Regions from separate parts of the Homo sapiens genome. Here region 2 is linked to region 1. The links are chromatin contacts, found by Hi-C or POLR2A ChIA-PET in ENCODE. All regions are on one chromosome and are shown on one strand. Each heading gives the region's core, a stretch centred on a gene start or an enhancer-like site at or near the end of the contact. The rest is flanking DNA. Distances are from core to core; before and after follow the strand shown.

Evidence for each region. A loop is a pair of places that touch in the nucleus more often than their neighbours do. ChIA-PET counts read pairs that join two places held with the same protein, here RNA polymerase II (POLR2A). Pooled maps may share reads with other maps.
Region 2: a pooled map shows a loop between it and region 1 (2.8-fold over the local background). The contact joins the promoter of ETNPPL here to the promoter of RPL34 in region 1. A Hi-C loop is called at or near these places in 2 of 50 pooled maps. POLR2A ChIA-PET finds 5 or more read pairs at or near these places in 2 of 52 experiments (H1 and HepG2).

Annotation. Positions count from the first base shown.
Region 1 is chr4:108,618,932-108,621,981 of GRCh38, reverse strand. RPL34 (ribosomal protein L34) reads right to left here and starts at 1,406. Exons shown (of 5, transcript NM_001319236.2): 1 at 1,382-1,406; 2 at 1-31. The coding sequence starts at 22. It overlaps RPL34-DT (RPL34 divergent transcript), which reads left to right and starts at 1,525. Exons shown (of 4, transcript NR_026968.1): 1 at 1,525-1,674. RefSeq lists enhancers at 1,394-1,443, 669-1,868.
Region 2 is chr4:108,761,576-108,764,625 of GRCh38, reverse strand. ETNPPL (ethanolamine-phosphate phospho-lyase) reads left to right here and starts at 1,573. Exons shown (of 13, transcript NM_031279.4): 1 at 1,573-1,783. The coding sequence starts at 1,728.

The sequences.
Region 1 (3,050 bases), core at 157-2,656:
GGTATGTCAAACGCTGGACCATTCTGAGTGCCTAAATTAAGAATAGAGTAACATCAAATCTTTCCATTGTAAAAGTAAATAAAATCTCAAAACAGTATCATGTGGTCTATTTCATTCACATACATATCCTTGTATGTAACACCCTTAAATTAAGATGTATTATTCCACATTTTAAAACTACTTGTATTTAAAGGTGACTGATAAACAAGAGGCCAAGAATGTTAGCTTTCCTGATGGTAATCAAACGTGGCACTTCCTTAACGTTCTGATGACCAGGCTCCTTACTCAGAGTCTAATTTTGTTTGGAGTGGTGTCCAGAAAAGTGCCACGAGCCCAGTTGGAGAAACACCGCTTTAAACAAAGAGCACAAAAAGTGAGCTCTGAAGTCGAATCCTTAGCTATGCCATTTACTGGGAATATAAAGGGCAAGGAGCTAGCCTCCTTATCTCTAACATGGGAATTCTGTCTACTTTATACAGCTGTCATTAGGATTAAACGACGTGGGCTATCCGTCCCAACACAATGCCTGGCACATATCAGGGTTCAATGTCTTGCCCTAAAGCACCACCTGCGTAAAGGCATACCCTTTAATACTAATTTTGATATTACACAAGTTTCTTTGGGTTATGGCACCTGCTTTCTTCCCACTTCTGGAAACATCGTGATGTTATTTAGCAAATCGGTTATACAGATATGCATACGAGCAACTTCGTTAAGGGAACTACCCAACGTAAAACATAATCAATACTTGAACTAATTTAATCTTCCCATTCCACCCCTTGTAACCACCTCATTTGTTGTCACAAGCCTCTCACTAAAATTAAACTAAAACAGAATTACCAGACACCAAAACTTGACACGTAAAACCAGTGCGAGTGATTTATGAAGCCATTATTCTGTTTGCATCTCCAAAAGCAAGACAGAAACTTCTAACACATTTTTCTCTTCCTTGACATGGGCCTTGGACGCAGAAGCCAAATAGCGAAACCACCCGAACTCGCCGGACCCTGCCCTCCCAAAGACTAAGGACACGTACAGGCGTGCTGTGAAAACGTGGGTGTAAAATATGAAAACGTTTGGCGATTTTCCAGACTCAAACCGCCAAACCACAACTCGTTAGTCTCCAAACGCTACACTTGGAATGCAGCAAAGTCCCGGGTGGTGAGCTGTGGCTACTCACGGCTTTGGAGGTGCCACCAGGAACAAGGGATTTCCAAAGATCAAAGTAAGGAACTTCCTCACCACCAACCTCCCTGTTGTGCCCCTTACCCCTACACCAGCTCAAAGGACTGCTTCTGAGAGCTCTAGGCTTCCTCAGCTCCTCGGATGGCAGCCGATTGGTAAGGAAATAAAGACAGGGAAAAGAGAACAACATCCATACCTGCAGACAACGTCCCCGGAAGAGGAAGAAAAAAGCCTTTGCCAGTTCAAAGGTCAAATAGAATTGCGCAGGACAGGAAGTTGCGTCAGAGAGAGAGTATCCGTGTTGTACGGAAGCCGACGCACCTCTCCGACGTGGGCAGAGATGCAGGGAACCACCACGTTGTACGGCAACCAACGTGCCGCCCCTCTGTGGGCGGGGATTCACACTAGCTGTCTGTGTCAAGGCCACGCAGAAATCTATTGGAAATCGCTGTGGAAACAAACGCAAATGAAAAGCCGCAAAGAGCAAAGGTGGGACAAAATCAACTTCTTTCGTTGTCATGGACACTGCACTTTTAATCTAAAGGGCGCCAGCTCTGGCGTTAGACCTGGGTTTAAATCCCAACTCTTGACATTTATGGTTAAGGGACCTTCAAGGACCAGGGACCTTCAAGAACCTTCCCTTCTTCAACCTTCCCTTCTCTTTCCTTGTCATTTATTCAGAGCACAAGCTTTACAAACAAATTGGGATTTTAATCCAGTGTCTGCTAATTATTAGCTATGTTACTTTGAGCAAGCCCTTAAATCTCTAAAAGGAAGATATTAGGAACTACCGTGCCATGTTATGTCATGATCAAAGGCATTATGAAGTTAAAGCACTTAGCACAGGGTCTTATAGAGAGGAAGTGCTCAGTAAATGGTTGCTAATCTTATGATTATGTACAAAGAACTACTTGAGGCTTTTCATGGGTGGTAAAGTTTAACCTTTAAAACAGTATGTAAAATTTTACATTAAGCGCACGTGTGTATTTTTCTGAGAAGAGGGTCCCTGGCTTTCATCACCTTGTCAAAGGGATTCATGACCTCTAAAAAAGTAAAGAACTCTTTGCCTGGGCTGTAAAAGACAATTCTAAAAGGGGCCTTTAAGTTTTTAATCTTAGATCAGGCTCCCTGGAAACACACCTCGAAGAGACTTGAGTGTTGGCTTATGGGGAGCGCTCTTAGAATGCACCTCCAGGAAGCTGAGAAAGGCGGGGTCAGGTGATCCACAACGTGGTTGCTGTGAGGCAGCTGCATTGCCCCAGAAGAGAGGATTTGGATAGGATATCCCAGTACCCACTCAACTTTCCTTCTAGTATTTCTAATCCATCTAGCAAACCAAGAAAGCAGGCAAGTGACTGAGGGCATGTAGTCTGTCTTGAACTGTGAGGCCTATTGATTCTATCAAGCCTCACATCACTGCCATCTTTGTCACAACACCAGATGGAAGGCTCTGGTTATATCCTTCCCTCTGCTCACTCTCAAATAGCTGCTTCTCCCCCGACCTTGTCATCAGCTACTTCCCTCCTTTCCAGTCCTTTGATTTTTGTCCTCTGAAATCCTTTTCGTCTCTGTGCCAGGCATTGAGATGGAAGCTTGCATAGAGAGACAAATGTGGTTTTTGAATAAATGCACTAATGAATGTATTTACTTGCAATATGTTCTCTATATTTTAAGAGAGACTTTGCAGAGCAGAAGAGAACAGGAGATGGGAGCCCTTGGCACACTATGCTGTTGTTTACGTCTCTGTCCGTGCCTTCCCCCACCCAAGTAGATAAGAATAGTGGTCTCATTGTTGTAGTTTTCCCTTAAGGTACTTAACCCAGTTCCATAATACTATTTTTCCCTCTCTTTAAATTTGTATTTGC
Region 2 (3,050 bases), core at 324-2,823, 140 kb before region 1:
CTCCCTGCCTCAGCCTCCTGGGTAGCTGGGATTACAGGTGCCCACCACCACGCCCAGCTAATTTTTGTATTTTTTTAGTAGAGATGGGGTTTTGCTATGTTGGCCAGGCTGGTCTGGAACTCCAGACCTCAGGTGATTCGCCCAGTTTGGACTCCCAAAATGTTGGGATTACAGGCGTGAGTCACGGCGCCTGGCCTAAAATCTGGAATTAACACACTGTTCCTCATAGGACTCCATTTCTCTTTCTACCTTAGGCAATCCAATTCTACTCCTCCTGCAGTGCATGAATATATATTAATAACTTTTTTCAAGAGAAAGATCAGTTGCAAATACTTATCAAATGTGTTGATACATGCAAATTAGGCTTTCCCTGCTGCCCTTTCAAAACACAGAGAGAATAAAATGACCTATCCTTAACCCAATGACTAAGTGTTTGTGTGAACTTGAATAAACCTTCACCTTTCCTGTGCCTCACTGTTCTTATCTACAGAGCAGAGAAGTTAAACCAGATGACTTCTAGTTAAAATAATGTATGATTTAATGATTCAGTTAATTAAGATTCTATTGGGAGGCCGAGGCGGGGGGATCACGAGGTCAGGAGATCGAGACTATCCTGGCTAACATGGTGAAACCCCATCTCTACTAAAAATACAAAAATTAGCCGGGCGTAGTGACGGGCGCCTGTAGTCCCAGCTACTCGGGAGGCTGAGGCAGGAGAATGGCGTGAACCCGGGAGGCGGAGCTTGCAGTGAGCCGAGATTGCGCCACTGCACTCCAGCCTGGGTGACAGAGCCAGACTCCATCCTCAAAAAAAAAAAAAAAAAAAAAAAAAAAAAAAAAGTTTCTACCTGTGCACATATTTAGCTTCAGATATGATCTGTGTGAGAAGACCATCTTGAAGGAAGTCAAGAAATCTAAGAATGAGTCCCGTTTTCAGCATCAAGTGGATATATAATCATTAGAACAGGGAATAACCTCACTTTCCCCGTTCATTAAATGGGGTAACACTCGTGGTCATCTCTCAGGGTTGTTTTGAAGACTGAACAAGATAAGTCATGTGAATGTGTTTTGTAAGTTGTATAGTTAGAGGAATTAGAAGTGTAATCATTGTTAAAGGAGATGTTTGAAACACTGCATATATCATCACTGCCAATGGAGATAACAGGCTGAGTCCGGGTTATTTCTCGTTAGGACGCGTCCTTGTGCTGAGTAAATGGTAGGTTACCTTATCAGACTGCGCAGTGAGTCTTGATCCGGGAAGCGCCTAACTCCTGAATTTTTACCAGAAAATAAAGGACTACACTAAAAAGAAACCAGAAAGAACGTGGGAAGGAGGGAATTCGCAGGCAGAGGAGGAGGAAAAGCAAAGACGAGGCAAAGTTAGGAGAATGAAAGGCGAATTCAGAGGAATGATAGGGGCGGGTAGGGCCGAGCCGGCCTGGCAGGACAGGGTGGTGGCGAATGAGCTGCTAGCCCGGCGACCTGCCCGCGGCCCCGGCGGGGGAGGAGGAGGGGCTTGGCAAAGGGCAACGCCAGAGCCAGACTTAAAAGGGAGATGATCCTAGCTAGTTGACGCCACCGGTGACCTCCGACGCCCCGGGCAAGAGAACGCCAGGAGGGATAACGGGAGGAAGGCCGGCCGGGGCCGCCAAGGCAGTCCCAGGCTCGCGTAGGAGGCGCGCAGACCTTGCACCTTGCACCTTCGCAGCGCCCTGCACCCCGCCACCATGTGCGAGCTGTACAGTAAGCGGGACACTCTGGGGCTGAGGAAGAAGCACATCGGGTAAGGGCACCCTGGCCCGGAAGTAAGTGCAGAGAGGGGGCAATAACGAGTGCAGAAGGTGGAGAGAGAAAGCCGGCTAGGGAACAAACGATGCGCTGCAGCCGCACTCCGTGCCCGCCGCGCCTGTGCACGCGCCCCGCGCGCCTCCACCTGCAGGGGCCGCGCGGACTCCCAGAAACGCTCCTGGAACCCGGAACGCTGGGCTTCCTGCCCGCTCGAAAGTCCCCGGCTCGCTCTGCAGCCGGCGGACTAGCGGGGGCTGCCGGCCGGCTAGAGGGGTTGGTGGATGACGGCCAATAGCCCTAGCAGACACCATTCCAGGGATGGGAGATGGGTGGAAGAAGGATAGCGCTCCGCCACCCCCACACAACTCGAAAGTTTTTGGAAACTGTGAACTGAGAAATATTTTTTCATGATGGCTCCGCAAACAAACCAATTCTGACAATTTTTACTTAAAGTGAGCTTTTTCTTCTTGCATGCTTGGTTAAGTGATGAAGGGTTTATCTAGCCAATAGAAAAACTTGAAACCACCTTCTGTTAGAAAAGCAGAGACTTTATTTAGATCCCTCTTACCCAACTTGCTCTCCCAAGCTGTGTTCTTCCCAGCCTGCTTGTCTTGCCCCCGTCACAAACGACTTAGTAATATAAAGGTGAGTATATAAGACCGACAGGGGCTCTAGCTCTCGTTGGATGTCATATTCCCTGTGTGGACCTCTGTCAAATTAATTGTCTCTTCTATGAAAGTAGGAATAACATTCTACTTCACAGGAGCAAGAAGATGAGATTAATATGTTAGTGTTTTGTGCGTGGTTTTTAAAAAGATACGTGTAAATATAAATGATGATTAATGACCCCGAATACTGTAAAGTCAACCGTCTGCAATATTCACTTGAAATGAACGACTGCAGCCGGGCCAGTGGGCATGAGAGAGCACTTGGGGTTACAAGGAAGAAAACAATCCGCATCCTCTTCGGAGGAATGCTGGACAGTTTCTCAGACTGAAGCTCCTCACCCCAACTGGAGGGGTTTCTGGGTGGTTTGGAAGACTAGTTCCATCTCTCTCAGCCGCTAAGTGGGATCAAAATAATCCAGTTCTTTCCCCATTAATCAATCACTACCCTACTTTTTCTAATCACTCACTGCGTTAGTTTTCAATCTTAGTTAGATTCCGGTAAATGCCTAATGGTTTCTGACATGAGCAGAACAAATTTTCTAAAAGCACGAGTGTAGCCATGGGCTGACTGGATAAAGGAGAATTTTACCTGAA